Linked DNA regions of Homo sapiens: all the other regions are linked to region 2. The links are chromatin loops, found by intact Hi-C in ENCODE. Cell type or tissue: PC-3. All regions are shown on one strand. Each heading gives the region's core, and the rest is flanking DNA. Links, peaks and the distances in the headings are about the cores only. Region 1 has its middle 420 kb from the start of LINGO2. Region 2 has its middle 180 kb from the start of LINGO2. Region 3 has its middle 69 kb from the start of LINGO2.

What was found. A loop is a pair of places that touch in the nucleus more often than their neighbours do. Peaks named below come from ENCODE experiments on the same cell type or tissue, not always from the same donor. Only the 100,000 strongest peaks of a DNase experiment are listed, where the experiment ranks them.
Region 1: a loop joins it to region 2, with 17 times the contacts of the local background. A loop is called at or near these places in 1 of 110 quality-filtered maps.
Region 3: it touches region 2 in a loop (2.5-fold over the local background); 1 of 110 quality-filtered maps calls a loop at or near these places.

The regions. Positions count from the first base shown.
Region 1 is chr9:29,633,289-29,643,515 of GRCh38, forward strand. No RefSeq gene overlaps it. Among named protein-coding and RNA genes, the nearest start is that of LINGO2, 420 kb to the left of the region's middle. In PC-3, for the core only: no CTCF peak of the experiment used is centred there; DNase peaks (open chromatin) are centred at 4,403, 4,733 and 7,403; H3K4me3 peaks cover 742 bases; H3K27ac peaks cover 1,571 bases.
Region 2 is chr9:29,392,973-29,403,199 of GRCh38, forward strand. No RefSeq gene overlaps it. Among named protein-coding and RNA genes, the nearest start is that of LINGO2, 180 kb to the left of the region's middle. In PC-3, for the core only: no CTCF peak of the experiment used is centred there; a DNase peak (open chromatin) is centred at 4,349; H3K4me3 peaks cover 1,313 bases; H3K27ac peaks cover 1,838 bases.
Region 3 is chr9:29,277,577-29,287,803 of GRCh38, forward strand. No RefSeq gene overlaps it. Among named protein-coding and RNA genes, the nearest start is that of LINGO2, 69 kb to the left of the region's middle. In PC-3, for the core only: no CTCF peak of the experiment used is centred there; no DNase peak of the experiment used is centred there; H3K27ac peaks cover 418 bases.

The DNA.
Region 1 (10,227 bases), core at 2,634-7,633, 240 kb after region 2:
ATTCTGTTTTTCTTATTTTCCTAAAATATAGTTTGATGGAAGCTGACATTTAAGGGACAGCCTTATAAGTACTACTGTTAATAAACCATAGGATGGTACCTAAATGTAAGTGGACACTGCTAAATGGAAAACAAAAAATAAAGAGATAGTTCCAGGATATGGCAATCAGGAGAGCAATTAGGGAAAATTTTAAAAAAAGTAATAGAAAAGAGAAATGAAGAACTTTGATTTTGGACAAGTTTAAATGAAAGAGATGGCAAGACAAAGTGAAGGAGATTATTTCAGAATAAGTCAAATGACCACAGATAATTAGCTGTGGTTTGTCATAGGGATGGACAAATAAATTTGGGTTTTAACAAGAATGCGAAAATGTCATCAAACTGACATTGAATAAAATGAGTAGCAGGAAAGAATACAAAGAGCAGAGGAAAAGATACATAACATTGAGTCAGGATTCTTAATGGAAACTTAATTTCTAAACACAGGCGAGAAAAAAATGAGTTAGCAATGTGAAGAGACTAAAGGGCCTACAAAGAGAATAAGAGAAGTAATATGAAGAAGCTGGACTTAGAGAAACTGAAACGAGAATATTGGGTATTATGAGGAAATTATCCAATACTTTCAGGAGAAAGATGAATTATCAAAACAGAAGAAGGTTTCTTCAATAATACATTTAAATTAATTTTATGTGTTTCAATTTCTGAATTTTCTGTAGATTCTGAGGAAAACATTTTTCAATTTGAATAACATTTTTGGAAAAAAAAGTCATACTTTTAGTATTTTTAAAAATGTTTTGCCATATCATAGGACCAATAAGAAAGAGATTTCTTTCCATAAGCTGTAGATATGACATTTGAACCTAAAGTAACTGCCAGTCATCAATGCCATAGCCAGATGCAGAATCAGCACCCAACAGACCAGTACTATCTTTGAATGAAGTATCCGTGTTCACCTTTCACAATGTTAATGGATCTAGACTCATGAGATTCTTCAGCCTAACCTAGCCCTGCAATTCATTCAACTGTTACTACTTTTAAAGATTTCATGAGGAAAAGTTAAAATTTCCCAAAGTACAACAGCATAATGATTTTGAAACCCTATCTGCTGAGAGTTGATGGCCCAATAGTTAAGGTTCAATTAACCCAATTAGAGTCTGTGTATTCCTTTCAAGAAACCAGAGACAGTTGTGTACTTAAGCAAGTACACTAGTGTGTATCTATTTTTTTATTCCAACATTTCACACCATGTATATTCATGTTTCTATTTTAACTTTCATAGAACTTTTCAGTAGTATAAGTTAGATAAAAGCAAGAGTGATTACTCAGAGCTTCATGAAGATGGAATCATCTAAAACTTATATTTGTGCTAAAATGATAGGGAGCATATGGCATAAACAATCAAAGAGAAAAAAACTGCATTTCAAAGCCTAGTAGATTTAGATATCACCCAACTAAAATTAGTATTAGCAGTACCATGTAATTTTTATATGCTTATAGATCTTTATAAGTTCTATAAGAAGTTTGTGTATTTTCAAATGAGAAAAATAAGTAATCCAAGAGAAAAATAATTACTTTCAATGAAATAATAGGATCTGATGAAAGATCACAGCAACATGAAAGCTTAGACTTAAGGCAGGAAATAACTGGACTTCTAGTACTGTCTCCTTGACAGTCAATTGTTTGGTTTTAATAGCTGGCACAGCCCCAGCAATTTACATTAGAAAAGGCAAATTATCCTTCTGTGGTATTTCCTATAATCTAGTAGTTCATTATCAAATAACACACACCCTTATTGGATTACCATGAGTAGCCATAATATTTTGTTTTCTTTGAGTTGTGATGTTGGAAGGTGAGAATGATAATTGTATTTTTGTATGGAACTTAGCTTAGGTACATATCTGCATTTTTATAGATTAAACTATCATATATATCAGTCCCCAAAAAAGTAAAATGAACTAAGAAAGTTTATACAATGACCCAAAAAATATTATCCTAAAAACACAGAAAATGTTGGTATCATTTTTCTAGATCACAAAATTTAACCACCTATTTTATTAATGTTTACAATACTTCTTTCTGAAGCATGTTTTAGTAATGCCTCCTAAATTAGCTAGAACTATCAAATTTAATTCCAAAATTAATATCAAATCAAATTATCTTCATGTCCACTATCACTAACCAAGGAACAACTCCATAATGACAGCTATCGAAGAACAATCATATAGTAAAGTCAATTGATGCAGAAAAAAAGCATCTGAAAAAAATCTAATACCTATGCATCATAAAAGCTCACAGCAAATTAAGGTTAGAAGGACATTAAAGTTTACTTAATGAAAAACATCTCCAAAAACTTACTGCTGACATCACACTAATTGTGAAAGGCAACACTTTCACTGTAAGAACATGAATATGGCAAGAATGTCTGCTCTCATCATAATATTGGGAGTTGAACGATGAGAACACATGGACACAGGGAGGGGAACATCACATACCGGGGCCTGTTGGAGGGAGAGAAATAGGACCTAATGCACCCAATGCATGCAGGGCTTAAAACCTAGATGACGAGTTGATAGGTGCAGCAAACCACCATGGCACATGTATACTTACGTAACAAACCTGCACATTCAGCACATGTGTCCTGGAACTTATAATAGTAATAATAATGGAACCTCTAGCCACTGCAATAAAGGAAAATAAAGAAATAAAAGTTAAAAATAGAAAACCTTGGAAAGGATGAAAGAAAACTGTTCCTGTTTGCAGATGACATGATTCTCTACCTAGCAACTCTACAGGGATCTATACAAAATAGCATTCCTAGAATGAAGAACTGAATTCAGCAAGCCTGCAGGATATATGATCAAAATAGACAAATCACAGCACTAGCATAGTTAAAATCACCTTGAAAAGGAATAATAAAGTAAGGGTTATCACTAACAGATATTAAATCTTACTATATAGCCAAAGCAATCAAGACTAAGGTATTGGCAGATCACAGACACAGATTAATGGGACAGAATGAAGAACACAGAAAATAAACCAGACCAACAAAAATATGCTCAGCTGATTTTTGATAATGGTGTAAAAGCTACTGAATGGAAGAAAGTTTTTCAAATAATGGTGCTGGAAGAATGGAACATCTATAAACACATGAAACTCGGGCTCCAGGACTCGAGTGCTGGGGCCTATTCCTCCCTGTGCTTTGAAAGGCAGGGCTCCAAGTTGGTGTGGATGAAGATGCTTAAGGCACCAGAGAGTGTCCTTGCTAAGCACTGCCGGTACCTGTGAAGGAAGCTCTTATACGTAGGCCTCATCATTTACATGAGCTATGGCAGCCATCGTCTGGAAAGGGTACAATGTGGTTCATGCCTCCAGGGTCATGATAGGACTCACTGACTCAGCTGATGCTGCCGGGGACCACAGTGGGAGACTTCAGCATCTACATTAGCAGGAACATCATCCGTGTTAGGAAATCCATGGATGGGTCCCAGAGAGATATCCAGCTGTTGGTACCAGAGCAGTGAGCTGGTGAACTGGGCAGTGGAGGGCCATCACAGCAGTGCCTACCCTGCCTGACAGCTCTTGATCACCCAAGCATCCCATCAGGACCAACTGCTTTGGTCACAAAAACTCAAGCAGGCACCCAATTCTGTCTCTCCCAAAACACATCCAGGTCGACCTTCTATCCACCTAGACTCAGAGAAGTTTGAGCCACCAACTTTATGTTCCTTTTTGTATCCTAATCCAGCATAAAACTGAACAAAATTCTCTTTGTGCCAGATAAACTTCGGGATGTATTCAAAAGTCGGTAATGTGACCTTCTCCTTCTCCAAAGAAGAGACATTAAAATTCACGGTGCCAAGCAAAACAAAACAGAACAAAGCTAAAATAACAACAGCAAAATTCCCACAGAACTCAATTTACACCTAATACAAAAATTAATATGGACCTAAATGTAAAATGTAAAGCAATAAAACTTTAGAAAAAATTAGGGAAAGTATTCAGGATTAATATTTAGCCAAAGTGGGTGTTAGACTTGACACCAAAAGCATGATCGTAAAGAGGAAATATTGATTAATTGTACTTCATTGAAATGAAAAACATTTGCTTTGTGAAAAAATCCCTTGCAGAAGATGAAAAGGTAAATCAGGAGAAAATATTTACAAGCCACATAGTCTACTAAGGGCTAATGTCTGGAACATATAAACAACTCTAAACCTCAAAAGTGGAGACAAAAACAAAAATCAAACTACAAAATGTGCAAAAGACACAACAAACAATTCCACATACGCGTCCTTAGAAATGAAGACTGATTTGTAAAAATTTTATTGCATCCAATAAACTCTGAGTAACTCTTCTAATCTGAATAAATCCCTACTATGTATACTGTCATTGTTTAAACAAACACACATTGACAAAGATGGGAATTTACTGTCTTCTGTGCTGCATTTTAAATCTTCCCGTGTTCTTTTTATTTTTATACTTAAATTAAAAAACTTGGAGTTTCAGCTTTCATTTATATTTGAAGTGTTGAAATGTGTTTTATTCACTTCTGTCTAGATGTTATCAGAGAAAAGCTAAATTCTGTTTTTTGTAGAACTTACAGAATAACTTCTGAAGTTCCCCTGACAAGCCTATCTAATCTAGAATCTTGATCAAATTGTCTTATTTACTTTTTACATATATAAATCATTGCATGTATCTTGTTAATTTTATAGGCTCACAGTTGAGGAATTTGTCTTGGAATTTGCCTTGGGTCTCATCCATATCTGATTCAGAAGAGACTCTGGATTTAGGACTTTTGAGTTGGTATTGAAATAAGTTAAAACTTTTGGGACACTGGGATGGAATGTATTTTGCAATGAGAAGAACCTGAATTTTAAGGTTGGGGCAAAATGCTATGGTTTGAATGGGTCTTCCAGAAAGCATGTGCTGGTAACTTAATCTTCAATACAACAGTGTGGATAGATGGAATTTTAAGAGTGATTAATATGGTCTAGGTATGTGAATATCTAATACCAAGTTATGGACTAGGCATTCTCTGTAGTAGGAAGTTATTCACTGTGTTGTGCAAAAAGAGATCCAAATTTACCAAAACACAATCCAATAGAAACGATTACCTACTGATTTATATTACTCATACCAATACTCAGAGCCCAAGAGCATTGCATTTATATGACATTTCCCCTGATTATAAGATCAAAATATTGCTGTTAACATAACTTCAAAAGACCTTTGGGCATCAAAGACATTGGAGTGTAAGGAGCAATGAATATTTTGTCACTGAGCAGGTATGTCAAACATAAAAATGACTGAAACTTAGAATGTTCACTTAGCTGAGATTTTATATTTTTAACATCCCATATTTTCAGAAATTTATTGGTTCAGCTCCAAAAGTTAATTATAAGAAATGTTAGAAAAAAAACATAGTTACCAAAGCAAGTACAAAATTTTAACAGGTGGATATGTCTGAATTTTTATGTATTTTGCTTCCAGTTAGGAAGGAAGATGATGATACACCAAGATGTACTCAGCTCAGTGGCTCAGGCAGAGTGAGAAGATTCGGATATTTAAATTTGACCTACAATCTTATAGGAAAAAAAGAGATCAAAATGGGTGGATCAAGAGAGTAGACCGCATGAGGATACTTACTGTCCTTCACAAATTTCTTTAAATAGTGTTTCTTCATCTTTAATATTTTCATTTTAATTATAGAGAGAACTTCTAAACATCTCTATCCAAGCAATAATTAAAAACTCTTAAATCAGAATATATAAGGGGGTGATATTAGTAACTTTCAAAATCCCCATATAATTCAAACTTCCACCAAAGTTGAGAACGCTACTTAAAATGGCGGAAAAGTATTTTTATGGGGATTGTGGCACACCAGAGATGAAAAGTAAAAAAAGAAAGCAGAAAAAAATCTTTCCAGGAAGATGGAGTAGATGTATTTTTTCCTAGTCTTCTCACTAAGTAGAGCTGAGAGCCTTGACATATATATATATATATATATATACACACACACACACATATGTATGTATACACACACACACACACACACACACACACACACACACAAAATAAGATTTCTCTGAAAGGTCAGTAAAAGAAAACTGCTAGGGACCCCAGAATCCAAAGAATGACATGATAATGAGCTTCTTGGGCTTCATATAACCTAGAACTTAGGCCTAGATTTGCTAACAACCTGAAAACACCAACAGAGAAATACAAATCCACAAGTAGAACTGGAGACTAACACTTCTCTCTTAACAATTGATTGACCAGCTAGACAGAATCAACATGACATAAAATAATCCAGTAACATCTGCAGCCCATAAGATTTAATTGGCATTCATACAACATTCCATACAAAAACATCAAAATGCACATTGTTTTCAAGGGTCCACAAAACATACTAAAATAGAGTGTACCCTGGACAATAAAACAAATCTAAGCAGATTTAAAAGTAATTTAAATTATACAGAATGCTTTTTCCAAACACAATAGAATCAAACTAGAAACCAACAATAAAAGAAAAATCTCCAAATTTTGAAAACTAAACAGGAAACTTCTAAATTTATGAATTATAGAGGAGGTCTTAAGGGAAACTAAAACACGGTGAAATAAATGAAATTTAAAATGTAATATATCAAAATTTATGTGACACAGGTAAAGCAATGCTGTGAGGGAAATTTACAGCAGTAAGTAGACATACACATTCCAAAAGAAGAAAAGTCTTAAATTGATAAAATCTATGGTCCTACTTAAAAAACTTAGAAGAGCAAGATTAAAGATAAACTCAAAGGAAACAGAAGAAACGAAACATTGTACATAGCCAAAATTTATGACATTGCAAAGGAAAAAGCAATAGAGAAAAATCGATAAAAGAACTGGTTCTTTGGAAAGATCACAGCAACTGACAAAGCTGTAGCAAAACCAACATCAAGGTCAAGAAAAAAATTCCTCTTTGCCTTCTGAAAGTTTACTGAAAAATCACTGAGAAGGGACAGATTAACAGGAAAAAAGGCACATAAATTTATTTTATCATAGTTTTACATGGCATGGGAGCCTTCAGATTGAAAATCCAATGATAGAGGGAAATTATCTATTTTTTTGCTTAGGTTTAACAGCATGAACAGCTATGCAGAAATTTGATTGGACAGAAAGGATATTATCTAATGTTAACAGCCGGATTGGCGAAACCCAGCAAGACCTGGCTGTCTAGATGTTTCTTGGCCTTGTGGAGCATATATTACTTCCTTTTGCTTATGGGGCTGGACACTGTCTAGAATGGGGGTCTCATGACTTACAATCAATCATCGTAGGTCAGACAATTTCTTCAAGGCCAGTTTCTTCACAAAAAGGTGGACGAGTAAGTCTGAGTAATATTTTTAAGGTTTTATGGCTGGCTTTGGTGAAAAGAGCTTCTGGTTTCTTATGACTCACTTTGGGTAAGAGGGATTCTAGTTTCTATGGCTAGCTTTGAGGAAGAATGAGACTGACAGTCAAAAGGGCAGGGGAAGATCAGGGAAAACTTATTCTGAGGCTGCTTTTGTGGACTTCATTTTGGGGTACTATTTACTGAGTCTCAACACCAAAAAAAAAAAAAATCACAAATCACCAAGATTAAGGACGAAACAAAGAACATGTCTACAGTTTGTAAACATCTAATGGATAATAGGAGTCGTACAAACACCTCTACGCACAAAAACTAATAACTTACAGAAAATAGATAAATACCTCACATAACCCTAGCTACCACACTCTTGAAATATGAAATAGATAATTTGAATTGTATTTAAAATTCATAATCTTAAAACTCCAATTGAAGAAGTATTCAGGCCCATATGGTTTCACTGGAGAATTCTACCAAATATTTTAAACAGAATTAACATCAGTTCTACACAATCTCTTCCAGAAAAGTTGACGTACAAAAATGATTCCCAATTTAATGAAGTTAATATTCCCCTGATACCAAAACCAAACATTTGGAAAAAAGGGAACTGTAGAACAATGAATACAGATGCAAACATTCTTAACATTATTATAGAATTTAGCAAAAAATTATATACCTTGAGAATACAGTACTTAAAAGTCAAAAGATACAATTCAGCACATTAGCATGCTAAAGAACAAAATCATATGATTATATCAAACACTGAAAATAAAGCGTTTGACAAAATTAACACCCATTCATAATAACACTCTCAAAACTTGAATTTGAAGGAAATTACCTTAAGTGGATAAAAAGCATCTATCAAAAACCTACTGCTAACATTATACTTAATGATGAAAGATCGAATGCTTTCCCTCCAGATTGAGAACTAAACAAGGTTGTCCTTTCTCACCAAACTTATTCAACATACTGTTAAAATTTATATCCAGTGAAATCAGGCAAAAAAAGAAAATAAAGAGAAAGACATAATGTGTTCATGGTTTGTGGTACTCAACTAGTGATGATACCCATTGTCTCCAAATTGATAGACAGGCTTAACATAGTCCCCACTTCCCAGCATATTTTTTTTGTAAAAATAAAAGACATTATTTCAAAATTTATATAGAAAGGCACAAGAAATAATTTAAAATATTCTGGAAAGAAAGAATAAAGTATAAGGAACCCCTAAACAATTACAAGATGTATACATAGCTCACTAATCAAAATTGTGATATTGGTAGAGGTACAGATTCAGAAATCAATATTACAGAATAAAGACACCAAAATCAATCCACAATATATGCTCAACCTTTGTTTCAACACAGGGTGTTGGAGCAGTTTGACATCTATAGACTAATCAAGACTTGTCTCTTACCTTATAAAAAAAAAACTTCAAAATGGATTATGAAGTTATACATAAAACATAAAACTATAATAAAACTTTTTAAAAAGTATAAAGAAAATCTTTTAAAGAGTTCTTAGTTTTGACACCAAAGGCACAATTTATAAGAGGAAAAGATGGTAAATTGCAATATATCAAGAAAATTATTAAATGCTCTAAAAGACTCTGTTAAGAGGGGAAAAAGACAAGCTACAAACAAGGAGAAAATATTTGCGAACCAAATTTCTGACAAAGGACTAATATCTAGAATATTAAAAATGTTGAAATTTAGTAAAAAGCAGACAAATTCAAAAGTGGTTAAAATATGTAACAGATTTTTACAGAATAAGTAAATGGCAAATAAGCATATGAAAACATATTCAGTATTATTAGCCATTAGCTAAATTAAAACAACAGTGATCTGTTTCACTATATACCTATTGATATGGCTAAAATGTAAAAAAATAGTGAAAACATAATATGCTTCTGAAGATAGAAACTAGATCATTTTGGATACATGGTAAGTAGGAATGAAAAATGATACAGATATATAGAACATTTTGAAAGTTTCTTTAAAAAAAAAACCCTCAACATGCAACTTCCATATGACCCAATGACCCAACAATTGCACTCAGAGGCATTTATCTCAGAGAAATGAGGATACATGTTCACATAAACATCTGTTCACAAATGTTTATGCTTAATTTCTGATAGCTCAAAACTGGAAACAATCCAAATATCAATAGGTGAAACGTTAAACTGTTCTACATCCACATAATACTACTGAGCAATAATAAAAACTATTGATACACACACTGAAAAATCCAAGTCTTCTGAGAATCATAGTGTTGCAAAAATATAAAATAGAAAAGTATATACTGTGTGATTAATGCATATCAGATTCTTGAAAAGACAAAATCATAAAACTGGAGAAGAGACTAGTGGTTGCTTCAGTTCAGTTTAAGAAGAGGGTGAAGGCGGGAAGGTAATGGTTGTGTCTCTTAAAGTGTTGGAAAGATCTTTCTGGTGATAAAAATGTTATGTATCTTAACTGTATCAATGTCAATATCCTGGTTGTGATATTATATTGTTCTTTTAGATGTTACTGGAGAAACCGAGTAAAGGATACTTGAGATTTTAAAATACCCTTCCTTACAACTACATGTGACTCTACAATTATCTCAAAATAAAAACTTTTATGGGGAAAAGCTTAAACATTGAAACTTCATTAGAACATAAATTTTGAGCAATTCCAGGAAGACAGCAAATGAGGTCAGCGTGATGGAAGAAAATATACAACATAAACACATCCCAAAACATAATTGAGAAAAAAAAAAAAAAAAAAAAAAACTTTTGTTGTAAGGGAGGTTCCAGTAATATGGGAGCTCAGATTCAACAAAAAGTTGCAGAGAAAG
Region 2 (10,227 bases), core at 2,352-7,351:
GATGAAAAACTTTTAATCAAAATATCTAACTTACCAATGAATAAAAATAATATATACCTGGATCAACTGGGACTTATTCCAGGTATGTAAATCTGGTTACAAATTCAAATACCAAAAATGTAATTTGTTACATCAATGGGCTAAAGAAGAAAAATCACATAATTCTATTACACTTAAACATAAGAACTGAAATTGTAAAATCTAACTCAAAAATAGCATTTGACAACATACGACTCACATTCATGATAAAACATTCCCAGCCAAGTAGAATTGGAGAAGGGCCAGGAACTTCCTCTACTTGAGAAAGATCATCTACCAAAAACCTAAAGCCAACCACATCCTTAATTGTTAAAGACCAGATGCTTTTTATGTAAGATCAGGAACAAGGAAAGGATGCCCACGATCACTAACCTTATTCAAAAATTACTAGAAGCTGTTGTCAGCACAATAAGGCAAGGCAAGGAAACAACAGTTATACTGATTAAAAATTAAAAAAAAAACAAAACTACATCTATTTGCAAATACATTGATTGTCTACATAGGGAACATAAAGGAACCTATAGAGAAAATCCCACAACTAATAAGTGAGTTTATTAGGAGGCAGAGGTGGGTGGATCATGAAGTCAGGAGATCGAGACCATAATGGCTAACACGGCGAAACGCCGTCACTACTAAAAATACAAAAATAAAAATTAGCCAGACGTGGTGGCACGCACCCAGCTACTCGGGAGGCTGAGGCAGGAGAATTGCTTGAACTGGGAGACAGAGGTTGCAGTGAGCCTAGATCATGGTACTCCACTCCAGCCTGAGTGACAGAACGAGTCTCTGTCTCAAAAAAAAAAAAAAAAAAAAAAAAAGAGTTTAAGATGATTGCAGGAAACAAGATCCCATGCAAAAATCAATTGCATTTCTTTATAGTACAAATAAAGTGGTGGAAACCCAATTATTAAAAAAATTGATGACTATTCAAAGCAAAATGAAGTAATTAGATATAAGTGTGATAACACATGTACAGATCTTTATGCTGAAAATTACAAAACGCTGGTGAATTTCATTAAAGAAAATCTACATAAATGGAGAGAAATACTGTGCTCACGGATTGGAACACACAACATGGGAAATACAATATATCAGTTCTCCTCAAATTGATTTACAGGCTTAACACAATTCATATCAAAATTCCAGAAAGGTTTTTTTGTAGATATAGATGAGTTTATTCTAAAATTTTATGGAAAGGCAAAGAAACTAGAATTGTTCGGTGTATTTTGGAAAAGAATAAATAGTTACCCTATACATTTTTAAGACATTTTATAGCAACATTATTCAAGACTGGGTGATATTACTAGAATAGAAACATCAATGAAACAAAATAGAAAACCCAGAAATAGACTCAAAGAAACAGTTTTTTGAAAAAGGTTCAAAAGCAATTCATGGAGAAAGGATAGACTTTTTAGCAAATTGTGCTGAAGAAAGTGGACATCCTTAACAACAACAAAATAATAAATCTTGACATATGTCTTACACCTTATACAAAAATTAACTGGAAATGGATCATAGACTAAAATGTAAAGTGTAAAAATATAAATCTTTTAGTAAAAAACATAGAAGAAACATGTTGACTCTAAAGAAACAACTGAGACTTGACACCAAAAACACAATCCATGTTAGGAAAAAAAAATCAATTTGATTTCTTAAAAATTGCAAATTTTGGCTTTTAAAGACCGTGTTATAGCATGAAAAGATAAACTACAGATCAGGAGAAAAGTTTTTGCAAATCAGATATCCAACATATCCAATAAAGGACTAGTAACGAGAATATACAAATAAATTTCAAAACTCAACAGTAAACAAATTATATATATACAATTACATATATAATTAAAACATATATATATGTAATTAGGAAATGGGCAAAGGTCATGAGGAGGCATATCACCAAAGAGGACATAGAGATGTCAAATAAGCCTGTGAAAAGATGTTTAACATTATTAGCCATTAGAGAAATGCAAATTAAAATCCCAATAAGATATTACTATATTCCTATCATAATGGTTAAAATTAAAAACTGCTGACAATACCAAATGTTGATGAGAATGTGGAGAAACTGGATCCCTTACATTATTGGTGGGAATGTAAAATGACATGGCGAGTCTGGAAAGCAGTTTGACAATTTTTTAAAAAGAATTAAACATGGGCTTACCAAATGTCTGAGCAATTGCACTCTTAAGCTTATTTTCCAGAGAAATAAAAACTAAGTATATGCAAAAATCTATACACAAGTGTTTATATCAATAGCACAAAACTAAAAAGGCTCAGATGTTCTTCAACAGGTTACTTGTGAAATAAACGGTGACATATCCGTAATATAAAATACTATTCAACAATGAAAAGGTACAAATTGTTGATACATACAATAATCTGAATGAATTGCTAGATTATTATACCAATTTAAAAGCTAATCCAAACAGCTTGCATACTATATATAATTTCATTTTTGTAACCTTCTTGAAATAACCAAATTATAGAAATGGAAAACTAATGAGTGGTTGCCAGCAGTTAAGGAGGATGTGGTGATGTAAGGGAACTGGATGTGTCTATAAAGGAACAACATGATGGATTTTTATGGTAAGAATATGTCCTTGACTATATTAATGCCTATATCCTGACTATATTAATGCCTATATCCTGGTTGTGATATAGTACTGCAAGATGTTACAATCTGAGGAAACTGGGCAAAAGATAATGGAAGCCCTCTCTTATTTCTTACAACCTCATAAAAATCTACAATTAAAAATAAAAAGCTAACTTGACAAGAAAAGGTAATCTGGAAAGTGTAAGTACTTTGTTATTATTAGAGAGTAAGTGCTTATTGAAAGATATCAGGAAATGTGAATTAAATAATATGTAGGCTCAGTAGAACTTGAAGTTCATGATATAAAGTGTGAAACTTATTTTCCAACTGATGGTGGATGGTGCAGCATTATATCAATCAGTATTCTATTGCTGCTATAACAAATTATTACAACCTTAATGCCATAAAATAACACAAATTTATTATCTTATAGTTCTAGAGGTCTGAAGTCTGAAATGAGTTTTACTGAGCTACAATTAAGGTGATAGGAGAGCTTTTTTTTTTTTATTCTGGTAGCTGTATTGAAGAATCTGTTCCCTTATTTTTTCCAACATCTAGAGGCTGTCTGCATTCCTTGGCAAATGTCCTTCTCCTCCATTTTCAAAGCCAAGAGCGTAACACCTTCGTGTTTCTCTGACTCTGAGCCCTCCTCTGTTTCTATTTTACTTTTAAGGACCAATATAATTTCTTCATCTTAAGATTCTTAACTTAATCACATCAGCAAAAACCCTTTTGCCATATAAGCTAACATAGTCACAGATTCCAGGGATTAGAACATGGACATTTTTGGGGGAGGGGCATTACAATGGGATGATTATTACAAATGACTTCTGAGATAGCTAAAGGAATTTAAGGCTAGTTTTATCCATTCTACCCAATAATTTGTTGGAATTGAGTAAAATTGACTAGCAGTTTTGTATAGTGTTACAATTTGCCTATTCCCCCAAGTCTTCCAGCCCTGTATTCAAGGCTGAAGCTCAAAGTAGAGAAATATAATGATCTAGATATTATTTTTTTCCTCCAGATTGATATGGCAGATCATGGACATTCTTTTAAAGACTTCTGTGGACATGGTCTTACATTTCAATTTTTGTTGTTGCGTCATTGGAACTACATCAAAAATTCCCAATGAGCAAGATGTGCACATCGATAAATTTGATAGTACGTAATTCTCCCCTCTCCTGTTCAAATAAGCAAGATCCATGCTTCATTGCTCTGTCTTCTATGAGACTGTCATTATTGAAAGGGCTGCTGGTGGTCTTTAATGCTTTCTTATTTTATGCCAAAGGTTTATTTAGAAAACAATGTGCCAATTACAATGCACATTACAGTACATTTATCTGTACTATCTTGAGGCAGATATTAATAGGGTAATTCTAAATGTTCTACCATACAAAATTTACTATAATTAACTTAATCAAAGTGAAGAAATTCATTATAACTTTCACTTTCCTTTTGTTTTTAACCATGGAAATACACATTTTATGAAATTTTCCATATACAGGCTGTCATCTACTCTCTTTTTTTCATGTCTGTAGGTGAAATAACCATAGACATGACTCTAAAAATTGATCTCCAAAGTGTTGTACAAGAGACTTGCATAATCAGATTTGTAATATAGAAATAACATTTTAACTGCAGTATGACGGATGTGTGATTTCTGGAGTAAGAATGACTTATATTTATCTTTCCTGGATTTCTTGGGATATTTCCGTTACAGTACATTCAGCACTCATGAGAAATTACCCTTGGATATTGCTCAACATCACAGGTATTAGTAAAAGGAACATAAACATGCGTTATATTTATTTAATGTGTTGTGTTAAGCCTTTATTTATCACAGAAAGTTTGCACAGAGGTATTTCTCCTAATCAGAAAATGTGAAACTCTACCAAACTAAGCTGTCTCCATGGTTTAACCAACTATAGTGTCATTTCATGAAATTTTAATGCAGTTAACAATAAATTGTAAATGAGTGCAGTGTTATTACTTGTCATGGAGTAGCAAAAAGAAAGCAGTAGAAATGTGAATTGCAACGCCAGTGAAATTAACATTTAAAGCAGCAATCAATGAAGAGTATCATTTACAATCTCAATGAGACTCTCAATATATGCTAGACAAGGAATTAATGAAGAAAAACTTCTAAGCCTGTAATCCCAGCACTTTGGGAGGCTGAGGCGGGCGGATCGCGAGGTCAGGAGATCGAGACCATCCTGGCTAACACGGTGAAACCCCGACTCTGCTAAAAAAAAATACAAAAAAATTAGCCGGGAGTAGTGGAGGGCGCCTGTTGTCCCAGCTTCTCAGGAGGCTGAGGCAGGAGAACGGCGTGAACCCGGGAGGTGGAGATTGCAGTGAGCGGAGATCGAGCCACTGCACTCCAGCCTGGGCAAGAGAGTGAGACTCCATCTCAAAAACAAAACAAAAAAAAAAGAAAGAAAGAAAAGCTTCTAAAACTTTGGCTACAACTTACATGGTACTTGAAAGGAGCACTAATGTCAACTTGCTGACACCATTTGAAGCTCTCCTTTCAGGAGCTGTAAAAAATTTCCTCTCCACCATTACTGTATAACTATTTGAAATGATTCATTCCTGATGTGGAAGAACTTTAATATCATACCTTATCATAAATTTAATAATTCCCTAGCATCTTTGAGATGGTATGAAATTTTCCTTAAGTCAAATAAAATGTGAATGGCAAAGACAAAGTGGAAATTCATTTCTTGGTTTCCTGGCCCCAGATATTCTCTACTAATATATATATTTTATTTTTAGGAGATAATTATTCTCTGTTTTTACACAAACATCTCCAGTATATTTTGGAGGCCATAATTACTACACTTAATGTTCTAACATTCGGTTTCAATTTCAGTGTTCAATTTATTTCTCTCATGTAATGCATACTCCTAAATATCTTTAACTTTTATATCTTTCCCCTCTATAAACAACATATCACTTTTTTTTTTTTTTTTTTTTGACGGAGTCTCGCTCTGTCGCCCAGGCTGGAGTGCAGTGGCGCGATGTCGGCTCACTGCAAGCTCCAGCCTCTCGGGTTCACGCCATTCTCCTGCCTCAGCCTCTGGAGTAGCTGGGACTACAGGCGCTCGCCACCACACCCGGCTAATTTTTTGTATTTTTGGTAGAGACGAGGTTTCACCATGTTAGCCAGGATGGTCTCGATTTCCTGACCTCGTGATCCGCCCGCCTTGGCCTCTCAAAGTGCGTGGGTAAGCCACCGCTCCCGGCCCAACATATCACTTCTTTAAGAATCTTAGCCTTGCAAGTTTTAGGTGTATTTTGGTAACTTGTAGCTACTTCAAAATAATTATGGAAGCATTTTAGTCATATATATGTTTTTTTTCCTGAGGGAATGTCCAGAATTTGTTCCACAGGCACCATCCTTAGGGATGATATCTCTGATAGTTTTCCTGGTCTTCAAATTCTAGCAAAATGTACACATTGGTGGTACTGTCTTCAACATGCGGAGCTACCATGGAGTTAATTAATTTCCGAATTCCTCCAAGAATCAAAACAAAGACATGGACAATGATAAAACTTGTCACAAGGTGCTGCTTAACTGATCACTAAACTCGGGGTACCAGAATATTGAACAAAAGTATGAACTAGGAAAAATATAGATCAGAGAGGACTTGAGTTAGATGTTTACTTCAAAAATTTAAAAATACAACAAATTGGGTAAGTTAAATGAGTGGAACATTTCAATGAATAAGAAATATTTGATTTTTCTAGCATTTTCTTTAAGTATAATGATATATACAGGTATTATATTATACACATACATACACACATACATGTACAAATATAGTAATCTTAATTACTAAATAGAAATTACTAAGTTCTAATAATAAGCATTATACTGGTATTAAATTCCTATTTTGACATTCAAATTAATTGGTTACCTTACTCAGACTAAAGGAATTCAGTAATCTATCTTCTTTCAAAATTTCTTGAATTATCCATTTTATGGCATCTAATTATCATTTTCTTCCAATGTTAAATATTAATTTTTTTCCTCCTACATGCAATGAATGATTTTTGTATTAAGACGTTTAAAACACATCAAATTCTCATTTCATTGTTGAGACTTACTCAAAGTTCAGGCCTCACTTATGGCTATCCTCACCTAACATTTTTTATATCCTTCAATATTTCTTTTCTAAAAGCATCCTTCCTTTTATTCTAGGGAGAAAAGGCAGTGAAACATTTTTCCCTTCCTCTTTCTTCCTGTATTCTTTAAGGGTCTTGAATTCTATCCTCTGGGTATCCCACAGCAATAGGAAAGTGGTGGCTAAATATCTATCTAGCTGTTATCACTGGGGTTTCAATATTTAACTCTTAAGACAGGGTTATGTTTATTGTCATGTTATTATATAGAGCCTGGATAATTACTTTCTAAGTTTGTAGTAGAGGCAATGTTTAAACTTGACAGGGAACCAAACCATAATGGCTTTTAAGATTTCTGCAATATCTATGATTATTCAATTGGGCCTTACTTAGCCAGTATGTACATTTGAAGCACAGAAATTATCCATACCAGTTCATACCAGAAACAGAATATCAAACTCAAATAGAAATGTAAAGCTCTGCTCAAACCAGGCCTCCAAACACAAAATTGTTTTCAGAATCAGCTCAACTATTCAAGCCCACCAATACTCTGGAGGATAAGATTCAAGGAATGTCTCCATTTAAGGCCAATAACTGAGCTCAAGTACTTAAATCTTTCTATTCTAAAATATAAGACTCCTAGGAGAAAACCTAGGAAATACCATTCTGGACATTGGCCTTAGGAAATAACTTATGACTAAGTCCTCAAAAGCAATTGGAACCAAAACAAAAATTGGCAAGTCGGACCTAATTAAACTAAAGAGCTTCTGTACAGCAAAAGAAACTATCAACATAGCAAACAGACAACCTACAGAATGGGAGAAAATATTCTCAAACTATGCGTCCAACAAAGGTCTAATATCCAGAATCTAAAAGGAACTTAAGCAATTCAACAAGGAAAGAAGAAATAACCCCACTAAAAAGACATGAACATATACTTCTGAAAAGAAGTCCTGCAAGCGGCCAACAAACATATGGAAAAGTCCTGAATACTACTAATCATCGGAGAAATGCAAATCAAAACCACAAAGAGATACCACCTCACACTATTCAGAATGGCTACTATTAAAATATCAAAAAATAAATGCTGGTGAGACTGCAGATGAAAGGGTACACTTAGACACTGTTGGTGAGAATGTAAAATAGTTCAACCACTGTGGAAAGCAGTTTGGAGATTTCTGAAAGAACTTAAAGCATAACTATCATTCGACCCCACATCCCATTCCTGGGTATATGTCCCACAGAAAATAAAATTGTTCTACTAGAAAGACACAGGAACTCATATGGTCATTGCAGCACTATTCACAATATAAAAGACATGGAATCAACCTAGGAGCCCATGAACAGTGGATTAGATAAAGAAAATATGGTACATATACATCATGGTATACTACACAGCCATAAACAGAATGAAATCATGTCCTTTGCAGCAACATGGATGCAGCTGAAAGCCATTATCCTAAGAGAATTAACACAGGAACAGAAAACCAAATACCATATGTTCTCACTTATAAGTGAGAGCTAAACACTGGGACTCATGGACATAAAGTTTGCAACAATAGACACTGGGGACTACTATTGAGGTGAGAGAGAGAAGGGGCAAGGGTTGAAAAACTATTGAGTACTATGCTTAAAACCTGGGTGATGGGATCAATCATACCCCAAACCTCAGCGTAACACAATACACTCATGTAACAAACCTGCATGTGTACCCCTTTATCTAAAATAAAAGTTGAAATTGTCAAAATAAATTAATAAATACATAAAAAGTAAAATAAAACCAGAGTAAGGCAACCTGTGAAATGATTGCAGCAAATTTCTGAGGAAATAGGAAACAATAAAAGAAATCTGGTAGGCATTCTACTTGTCCAATGAGATTGCAGCAAGCTTTTCTCCAATCGTTTTGAAACATTTCAGATTTTGAGGATGAACTCTCACATCTTTTTTTTAGAGGCACAAACTGGAGAAGTAAAACCAACCAACAAACAAAAATACATGAGAATATTCTTTAGGGATAGAATGCATACCTATTGATGCACATCAGCTACAGCTGAAAACCAAACTTACTGTTCATTGTGTACTGAATCAGAGAGAAAGTATTTCCTAAACTAGCAGGGAATATTCAGTAACAGAAAAGTAAATAGTCATATTTTCCCTTTCCATAAGCACATCAGACATATACATTTACCTGGACATGGTGGAAGAACTAATGGTTTTTTTGTTTTGTTGTTGTTTTTTTTTTGACAAATATTCCTCATTATTTTCCTCATCTCAATGTGTTTTCCATATACGTGGACCATCGTGTAAATGCCAAAGCTATTCAATTAACCAACTAGCATGGTACATAGTGGTCATTATGAAAAGCTGATATTAATATTTCATGCTACAAATTTGTCATGGAATTACAGTAACAATTTGTAAAACTGGAGTTTCAATATTTTACCCAAAAATAGTCATTGTGGATCAAGTAATGGGAAGCAAAACATTTCTTTTAAATAAAAACAACATAGTAAGTACATTGGTAACATTAGGCCTAACGATGGGAAACCAAAGCAAAATGGATGTGATTGAATTGAGATATAAACCAGACTCTTTTCAATGAAGTATGGGATTTTTACTTATTTTATTTTATACATCCCTACTTCAATTTCATCCTTTTTCTTACTGATCCGTTTCCTTTAGGATACTGGCAAAATAGGAGATTATAACTTGTGACCTAGATCCCAGATTAACTTTTAGAAGAAACAAAGAAAAAAAGGTCAAAGAAATAGCAGAGTTTAGAGTGAATATCCATCCTCTAGACTTCCATATGGACTTTATCTGAAAGATTGAAAAGCACTCTTCAGTTTAATGAATTGAATATGATTGGGTTCTGGATTGAATTACTCAGTGTCATTCAGCCAGAAGTTCAACTTATTACTGCACCTGATTCCAGTTAAATATTTTATGACACAGACAACTAGAGAAATTTGGAGCTGCTACCATAGGAGTAGAAGCCAAAACACCTTCAGAGATGATTTTATGCAACATCATATCACCCTGTACCATTGAAACTGCAATTATCGGCTATAAAATTGTTTTAATAGAGAAAATAATAATTTTCAAAAATTAAAAAAGTAAAGCATTTACTACCATGTTCTCTTCTACTTATGTGAATATACTTGGGATTATATAAATCTAAAGAAAAAAGGCAAACAGCTTGGGCACATTTATCTAAACACCCACAGAATTCCAGTTAGTATCTTGAAGTGTTCAAGCAGTGAATTTTGATATTTTATATTTTTAGAGGTAAGACTTATTATTGTTGCTGTTATTTTAAAAAGCTGGAAAACTCTCATAAACAAATATAATAGGATTCTCAATTATTTATGTGAAACATTGATAATTATAGACTCCAAAGAAGTCAAATCAACATTTTTCTCTTTTATAGTTCTCCTTTGTTTTATTCTAATGTGATCTTATTTCTGGTT
Region 3 (10,227 bases), core at 2,916-7,915, 110 kb before region 2:
ATATCAACAACTCTGAGTGTAACTGTGTGATCCTTTTCACTAATACTCTGTCAATTCCTGTCAAAGCAGAAGAAAATGTGCTAGGCTGGTGTTGATGATTCACCCAGATCACTTAAACATCAATTTTTCAGGCACTTCTTATTACTTCTCTGTATTTTTCCCTGTGCAATTTTGAAATGGCTTCTATATTTTTTCTTTCCCCTCAGTTGAAAGCTAAACAGAAAACTAAATTCAAACACTCCCCATCCAAACAAAATACCTTGGAACGTGTACTTGTGCAGCATGATATAACCAGAAACTTAGATATCTGTAATTCTTTAAAAAATAGTATAGTCTGAAGGTTAAAAAATAGTATAGTCTGAAGGTTAAGAAACATTTAAAAATTATGGAATATTCACTTTTCTCTGCAGCCTCACCAGGACCTGCTGTTTTTTCACTTTTTAATAATAGCAATTCTGACTAGTTTGAGATGGTATCTCATTGTGGTTTTTATTTGCATTTCTCTAATGATTAGTGATGCTGAGCTATGTATGTTGGCTGCTTGTATGTTTTCTTTTGAGAAGTGTTTATTCATGTCCTTTGTCCATTTTTAAAATGGGGTTATTTGTTTTTTGCTTGTTGATTTTTTTAAGTTCCCTATAGATTCTGGATATTAGGCCTTTGTCAGATACATAGTTTGCTAATATCTTCTCCCATTCTGTAGGTTTTTTGCCCTGTCTATAGTTTCTTTTGCTATGCAGAAGCTCTTTAGTTTAATTGGTCTCACTTGTCTATTTTTTTGTTGTTGCTGCAATTGCTTTTGAGGACTTAGTTGAAAATTCTTTGCCAATGCCAATGCTGAGAAGAGTATTTTCTAGGTTGTCTTTCAGGATTTTTATACTTTGAGGTCTTACATTTAAATATTTAATCCATTTTGAGTTTATTTTTGCATATGCTGAAAAGTAGGGGTCTAGCTTCAATCTTCTGCACGTGGTTAACCAGATATCCCAGTACTTTTTATTGAATAAGGATTATTTTCCCCATTGCTTGTTTTTGTCAGCCTTGTCAAAGATCACCTTGTAGGTGTGTGGCTTTATTTCTGAGTTTTCTATTCTGTTCCATTGGTCTATGTGTCTGTTTATTTTGTTTTTGCTTTTGTTTTAAACCAGTACCAGGCAGATTTTGTTACTGTGGCTTTATAATATAGTTTGAAGTTGGGTAATGTGATGCCTTTGGCTTTATTCTTTTTGCTTAGGATTGCTTTGGCTATTCAGGCTCTTTTTTGGTTACATATGAACTTTAGAATAGTTTTTTAAAATTTTTATGAAGATCGACATTGGTGGTTTGATAGGAATAGCACTGAATCTGAAAATTGCTTTGGGCAGTATGGCCATTTTTACAATATTGATTCTTCTTATCCATAATAAGCATGAAGTGTTTTTCCATTTGTCAGTGTTTTGTAGTTCTCCTTGTAGAGATCTTTCACCTCCTAGGTTAGCTGTATTCCTAGGTATTTCAATTTTTTGTGGCTATTGTATATAGGATTGTGTTCTTGATTTCACTCTCAGCCTGGTCGTTATTGGTATATGGAAATGCTACTGATTTTTGTACATTGGTTTTGTATCCTGAAACTTTACTAAAGTTGTTTATCAATTCTAGGAGCCTTTTGGTAGAGTCTTTAATATTTTCTAGGTATACAATCATATTGTCAGTGAAAAGAAATACTTTGACTGCTTCTCTTCTTATTTGGATGACTTTTATTTCTTTCTCTTGCCTGATTGTTCTGACTAGAACTTCCAGTACTACGTTGAATAGGAGTGGTAAGAGTGGGCATCCTTGTCTTGTTTCACTTCTCCAGGGGAATGGTTAGAGTTTTTGCCCATTCAATATGATGTTGGCTGTGGGTTTATCGTAGAAGGCTCTTATTATTTTTATTTTTTCAAGATAGGGTCTCACTCTGTCACCTAGACTGGAGTGCAGTATGATGGTCCCCACTAACCACAGCCTTGGCCTCCTGGGCTCCAGCGATCCTTCCACTTCAGCCTCCCAAGTAGCTGGGACTACAGGTGTGGACCATCACACCCAGCTAATTTTTGTATTTTTTGTATAGACAGTGTTTTGCCATGTTTCCTAGGCTGATCTTGAGCTCCTCAGCTCAAGCAATCTGCCCCCTCAACCTCCCAAAGTTTTGGGATTACAGGCGTGAGCAACCACACCCAGACTGCTCTTATTATTTTGAGGTATATTTATTTCATGCCTAGTCTGTTGAAAGTTTCTTATCATGAAGGGATATTGTACTTTATTAAAACCTTTTTCTGCATCTATTGAGAAGACCATATGATTTTGCTTTTGATTCTGGTTTATGTGGTGAATCATTAAATTGGTAAATAATGTAGTAAATCAATAAAATAAATGATAAATCAACATTTATTGATATGCGTATGTTGAATCAGCTTTGCATCCCAGGAATAAAGCCTACTTGATTGTGGTATATTAATTTTGATGTGCTGCTGGATTTGATTTGTTAGTATTTCGTTGAGGATTTTTGTGTCTATGTTCATGAGGGATAGTCCAGCCACTGTGGAAAGCAGTTTGTAGATTTCTCAAATAACTTAAAACAGAAACCCCATTCAACCCAGCATTCCCATTACTGGGTATGTACCCAGAAGAAAATAATTCTACCAAAAAGACACTTGTACTTGTATGTTCATCACTGCACTCATCGTAATAGCAAAGACATAGAATCAACCCAGGTGTCCATCAATGATGGAATGGGTAAAGAAAATGTTATACATATACACCATGGAATACTGTGTAGCCATAAAAAAAAATGAAATCGTGTTCTCTACAGCAACATGGATGGAGCTGGAGGTCATAATCCCAGGCAAATTAATACAGGAACAGAAAACCAAATATTTCATGTTTTCATTTATAAGTGGGAGCTAAACATTGAGTACACATGGACATAAATATGGGAACAAGAGACACTGTGGACTACTAGAGGGTGAAGCGGGGGCTGGGTTACAAAACTACCTATCAGGTACTGTGCTCAATACCTGGGAGATGGGATCTGTACTCCACACCTCAGCATCATGCAATAATCCCCATGTAACAAATCTGTACATACACCCTCTGTATCTAAAATAAAAGTTGAAACAGAAAGATAGAAATGTTGGAAATTTCCAGGAAATACTAGTTTATTGCCATCACTAAACTGAATAAGTTTATTATCCTAAAACTGGGGTATTCTTTTCCCCTCTAATGGTCCACCTAAGAGAGATACTGATTCCTATGACTCATAGTTATTTATACCCTTAATTAGCATTTTTTGCATGAGAACCAATTTATGTAAAATAAAACTATTTAAAGTGACATTTAACAAAATAGTTTTAAAATATATCTTTTAAAAAATGATAAATGATCATTTAAAAATATCTAAACACTACAATAGAATTAAAAAAAACACCAATACCAAGAGAGCGTATCATTTAACAGGAAACAAAAACATATTCAATTCTCTTTTACTTTACTAATTCCCAAAGGGAAAAACTAAATGTATACAACTCTAATAACTTTATTGTACAAAATACTTCTAATGGAAAAAAAAATTGTGTGTGTGTGTCTGTGTGTTTCATATTAGAAAATTAGCAAGAAGGAGGCAGCTTTCTAAATTCTTATACTGAAATTTAATTGAAGACCATATTGTGAGCTCCATTTGACTCATGGATCACAACTTGGTAACAGCTGATATAAACCTATAGCCTACACATCATATTATTTGTTCTTATTTCCAATTCTGCTTGTATGTTTAATTAAATAAGTTCCACTGCCAGTTAGGACTAGCAGCCTCAAGGTTTACCCTTTGATTTCAGTCAACTTAGTGATAGGTTTTTCCGTGGGAACAGTGCCCCTAGGATGCCTAGACACAGCCCACAGTCCCAATGAAGTCTGCAATTTTGTGCTACTGTGTACCTTGGAAACATATCTTTTAACCATCCTCTAGACCCTGGTTTTGCAACTTCAGAACTATTGACATTTCAGATCAGATCGTTTTGGGTCTGTGTTGAGGGGAGGGGTGTTTTGACAATCATTAAGCCATATTCCTGGCTTCTACCCACTAATTGCTAGTACCACAAGCCTCTGTTAGTGACAACCAAGAATGCCTCCAGTCACTGTTAAAAGTCTCTAAGGGGCAAAATTAACCCAAATTAAGAACCACTGTTCTCACCCTTAACTTTGTTGATTGATGATCCGAAGTTCTTACCTTTTTAAGCAATATATCAAATATTGTATATCTTTAAAATGTATGAAATTCCATTCTAACACATGGGGTTTAATTGTTTATTTGTTAATCCTTTGGATGGGTGCTTTGAGGAATGTACATGGTTGGGCTCATTGAAAATATAAAATTTCATTCTTAATAGTCATAACATTAAAGTTTAATGTGAAGAACATTTACCATGGTCCCTTTTGAAGGACTCTGAAGCATAAGGCATACTGAAAACACAACACTTAGCCAATCAAAAATCCTACCTCTTGAAGAACCAGACTCCTTAAGAAAATAATGTTCTATCTTCACCCTAAGGAAATATAACTCGAAATTTTGTCCTAAGAATGTGGGCAGCAAACGGTAACTTACAATTATTGAAAGATCAAGCCCTAGCTTTTTCTCTATTGGAGTTTCTGTTTAAAGGAGAATGTGTAAGGCCTTTAAAATATTTAAGAGGTCTCTAAAAGAAGGAAGTGGAGAGAAACAAATCATGACTATACAACCCTCAGGCTGATTAAGTCAGAGCTGAGGAAGCATTTTATTTCCTCTCTGAAGTCCTAATCTTTTTCTCCTAATTGTATTTTCTTAGGCTGATATGCTTTAAATCTCAGATCACCTAAGTCCTGATTTACTAATTGTCTATTCCATTTTTTCAATCACCCTTTCTTCTCTAGTGTATCACTTCTGACAATCTCTCCTTTTCCTACTCATTTAACCTCAGAAGTGTGATGTAGATCCAGGATTCTATTAGAGAATGAGGCAAAATATTACTAAACTAACCAACCAAATATATGTACTATGTATTTTTTACTGCTCTAAATATAGTTATTAGCAGAATATCTCATTTTTAAATCAGGAGTTATGCTATATATTTAAAACAAAAATATGAACAAATATGAGACTTATCGCTTACTGAATTCATGATTTTGAGCAATTCCTTTATTTCTCTGAACTTCAGTTGCTTTTTTGGTCAGTGGGATAATTAGGATAAATGAGAAAAAGTAAGAACTTTTCAAGGTTATGCATACTCATTTTGCATATAATAAATGCAAAAACATCAGTCCTTAGTAGGTATTCAAGAAGAAAGTCTCCCATTCCCAGTATCTTTTACAATGAAAATAATTTATGATTTCATAAACCTCTGCTCTGGCTTTTGACTGAAAATTACTTACTTCTAATTTCAGGGAAAGTATATTGAAGCCAGTACCAGCACTTGGATTACCAAAGCAAAAACTGACTGCTAAAACTGTCAAGTGACAGTAAGTGATTCAACCTTCTTTTTACTGGATTGTTTTCTGGTTAAGTTAACACACATTTCAAAACTTAGCCAGAATCGCTGCCTTTTGGCTTTGACATAGAACTTAAAGTGATGCTATTTCAAGGGAAACTGCAATGCAAAGGATGTTATGTTGCCTTTACTTTAAGGTTCATTCACTCTGACTTTTACATGACTTGTTAGACATTAGCCTCCCTGTTTTGAAAAGGCCAGGTACATCAGGGTTAGTGCAGAGGGTGAACACTATTAGTTTGCACTTTATCACTGTCATCCAGCTGCTGAATGGCTGCATTTTACATTATACAGGTAATGAAAGATGTCAGAGCTATTTCAGGGAAACGGTTCCTTCACAAGTCAAAACTCAACAGAGGACTCATGGTTTCTGATTTTCAGTAAGAAAAAGTTTTTCTGTCTAAGTCCCTCAAATAGCCTGCATTCAATTTTCAATGAGAATATAGTAATAATTGTCTGAGCGCATATTGTTAAACAATTAATGAACTCTATGACAGAATTGGTTCAGAATTTATTATTTTAAAATGTAAGTAAATATAAGATAAACTAAAACTTTGCTTCAAATATTTGCTTTAAGCTGGATTTTAATCAAAACTAAATATCATAATGAGATGCACATTGTGCTGTTATTCATTCTTTTTGTTAACTCAAATGACTTTGAAAACTTAAATAACAGCATGTTCGCTCAACACTGTGCTGATCTCACTTGCTCCCATCTAAGCACAGCCCAACAAGCCGCCATACCCAAACTCTGACAGTTTATTGGGGCATTAAGCAAGGATTTTATTTTACTTTATTACATCTTATCACACTTTTCATTTTTTATTCCACTATGGTAGGCTCATCTTCCTCTCACACTGCCAGAGGCTACCGATCTGTAATACAGCTCAGCTTCAAACCCACTCAAAAGAAGAAAGATCAAATGAGTGAAAATGGAAGCAGACCATAACCATTGCTTCCATTCAAACTCATAAAATTTCTGCACCCGTGGGGGATTTCTTAAGATCCTAAACACAGTCTTCAGGGAAGAACATGAATTATATGTAAGGAGATTTGGTTTCCAATTCTGACCCTGATGTTTACTAGCTGAAAACACTAATATTTCTGGTATCAATATTTCCATATTTACACATTAATAATTGGACTAGATAATATTAGGTCACTTATAGCTTAAAATATTATTCATCAAACAATAAGAGACTGCTTACTTTTTAAGTAAATAATTGTGTACATGCTCTTTGTTCTCAGTGAAATACAAGCAGATTTTTAAGCTCTTGGAATGTTTTGGCAGTAATATCACTTTATAAGTAAATATTTGCTTTTGTGATGGTTAATTTTATGTGTCAACTTGACTGGAGCATGATTGTTCCCAAATATCTGGCTAAACATTATTTCTGGATGTGTCTGAGAGTGTCTCTGGATGAAATTAGCATTTGATGGGGTAGACTGAGTAAGGCAGATTGCTATCCCCAATGCTGGTGGGCATTGTACAATCCTTTGAGGGGCTGAATAGAATACAAGGGTGGAGGACCGCAGAGTTCACTCTCTTTGCCTGACTTATTGAACTGGGACATTGGTCTCTCTTGTCCTTGGACTGGGACTGACACCATCAGCATTCCTGGTTCTCAGGCCTTTGGACTTGGACTTGAAATACACCAACTTTCCTGGGTCTCCAGCTTATGGACAGCAGATTATGGGGCTCCTCAGCCACCGTAATTATGTGAGGCAATTCCTTATAATAAATCTCTTACTAGATATACAGTTGACCATTGAACAATGTGGGAGTTAGGTGTGCTGACTGCTCCCCATGCAGTCAATAATTCATGCACAAATTTTTACTCCCTAAAAGCATAATTACTAATATCCTACTATTTACTGGAAGCCTTACTCATAACAAAACAGTTGATTAGCACATATTTTTATGTTATATGTATTATATACAGTATTCTTACAAAAAAGTGAGCTAGAGAAAAAAGTTATGAAGAAAATTATAAGGAAGAGAAAATATATTTGTTGTTCATTAAATGGAAGTGGATCTTCATAGATGTCTTCATCCTCATTGTCTTTAAATTCACTAGGCTGAGGAGGAGAAAGAAGAGGAGGGGTTGGCTCTGCTGTCTCAGGGGTGGCAGAGGTGGCAGAGGTGGGGGGTGGGGCATGAAAGAGAAGGCAAGAGAGGTGGGTATACTTGGTGTAACTTTTATTGAAAAAAATTCACATATAAGAAAACCCAGGTAGTGCAACCCCATGTTGTACAAGGAACAATTGCATCTATGTATATATGTGTATGTGTATAAATATAGATACCGATATTAAGAAAGAGATATATCAATAGGATATATATGTGTGTATATAGACATACATAGTATATATCTAGAAAGAGATATATCCAATCAGATACATACTGTTAGTTCTGTGTCTCTGGAGAACCCTGACTATATATTTTTTTTCCAAAAAGTGGACTTTTCAAAACTAATGGCAAATTCTTAATTCCTTATATTGGATTATACATTTTTCATGTCATTCAAAACAATTTTGCCTATATTACCTTGTTTTTTATTTATTTTTTCCATTTTTTAAGAAATTTGGGACTCACATGATATAACTGTTAAAAATCAACATCTTATTATGACATATAGTATATGTGCATAAATATTACTTTGCAGTTTAATAATAGATGTAATGAGAACCCTTTTATTGTTACTATCACACAGATGAAGTACTAGACCATTCCCGGAGGTCTTCCTCTGTCCCTTTTCTGTGCCAATTATCAGTTAATTTCCTCACACTTTCAATCAAACCCACCCTGTTTTATCTGCTCTGCCACAAGGAAGTTTTAAGCATTTTTTTCTTTGCTGCAAGCACAATATTAAGCGATGTCAATAGAGGGCACTGGAAGAACTTCGTGGGAGGAAGGGACTTCTGATTCCAAAGGCCAAGAAGCCTTTGGCTTCTTGCTCCTACTGTGTGGTTTGTAAATATGTGCCACCCTGATGATGAGAGGATTCTGAACATGGTGGTTCCTGGACTCCCTCTTTGCATTTATGAGCCAATGTTGGCCTTGGCCTTCCTGTACTCCAGAGGGGTTGTCCAGTGATTGTGGGCTAACTTTGGCTTGGAAAACTTAGTAAGGTTACTATCTTGTGGGATGCAACTACACCTTCTCCAACGATGAACCCAGTCTTGAGAAGGGGTACTCCTTTCCAAGTCCGTCCTTCCATAACTACTCTCCCTCAACCCAACAGTATTCTTCAGAATTCTGCCTACATATCTATAATTACTCCTCTGGTATAGCTCTTTAGATCCCGACTGACAAACCTTGAAAATCAAAATGCCTTTCCCAATTACCCTCAAGGCAGCCACTATTCTGACTCATTTATAAAGATTGTCTTGATTTCCTTTATAGTTTTGTCACCTACGAATATATTTTTAAACAACATAGTTTCATTTTGCCTTTTTTAGAACATTATGTAAACTCAGTCTGTAATCGTTTTTATTTATTTTTTGTTCAAAATGATGTATTCTAGAAACCCTAATGTTGCTGTATATATGGTCTGCTTTATTCACATACCCCCAATGTATTTTCCATGGATTGTTGCCAGTGTTTGACAAGTATGAGCAATTGCATATATATATATATATATATAATTATATGATACATATTATTATATTTTATATATTATATATGTATTGTATATAATATATTACATATATATAATTTTTTAGAGTCAGGCTCTCACTCTGTAACTCAAGCTGGAGTGCAGTGGTGCAATCATGGCTCAATGAAGCCTCAAACTCCTGGGCTCAAGCAATCCTCCTGCCTTAGCCTCCTGAGTAGCTAGAACTACAAGCATGCACCACCACTGAAAAATTGCCTTTTAAACACTCTTTTACTTATTGCAAATCACTGTTTTTATCTCTATGAACTATGTGCAGGGGTGAAATTTCTGAATCAAAAGGAATACATTGTCAACATTTCTAGATTATGGAATATGGATTACCAAAGAGGTGATACCAATGTATTAATACAATCCCTCCAGCCATACAGAATTCTTGTAGCTCTATATCCTTGTTAATACATTTTAATATTAAGAAAAATGCTATTATTTAGTAATAAGTACTGAAGTTTAGCACCTTTATACATATTTATTGGTATTTTGACTTCCTCTATGGCAAAATAGAGCCTGTATTAAGCCTTAAAAGCCTGTTTTAAGTCTTTTAAACATTTTTTTATTGGGATGTCTGATTTTTCAAAGTTTTCTTCATACAAAATCTGGATAAAAGTTCTTCATCAGCTGTACGTGTTGCAAATTGCTTCTTCTGTTCTATGGCTTTTTACTTTTCTTTTTAAATGGTGTCTTTTGAAGAAGAAAAAATTATGGCTATAATTTTAACAGCGTTGAATTTATTAATCTTTTTCTTCATGGTTACTGCTTTTTTTCGTTTTGTTTAAGAAATCCTTTCCTATAAAGGACATTAATATATTCTTCCATATAATCTTCAAAAAGCTTTATGGTTTTGCCTTTCACATTTTGGTTTTTAATCTACCTGAAATTGATTTTTTATATGGCATGAATGCTTTTGCTATTACGCCATAATTTGTAAAAATCCAATGTACACAAGGTCACCATTAACATCTAAAGTTGTGGTGAAGTAACCTAGTGTAGAATAATGCTGAATTAAAGGAAAA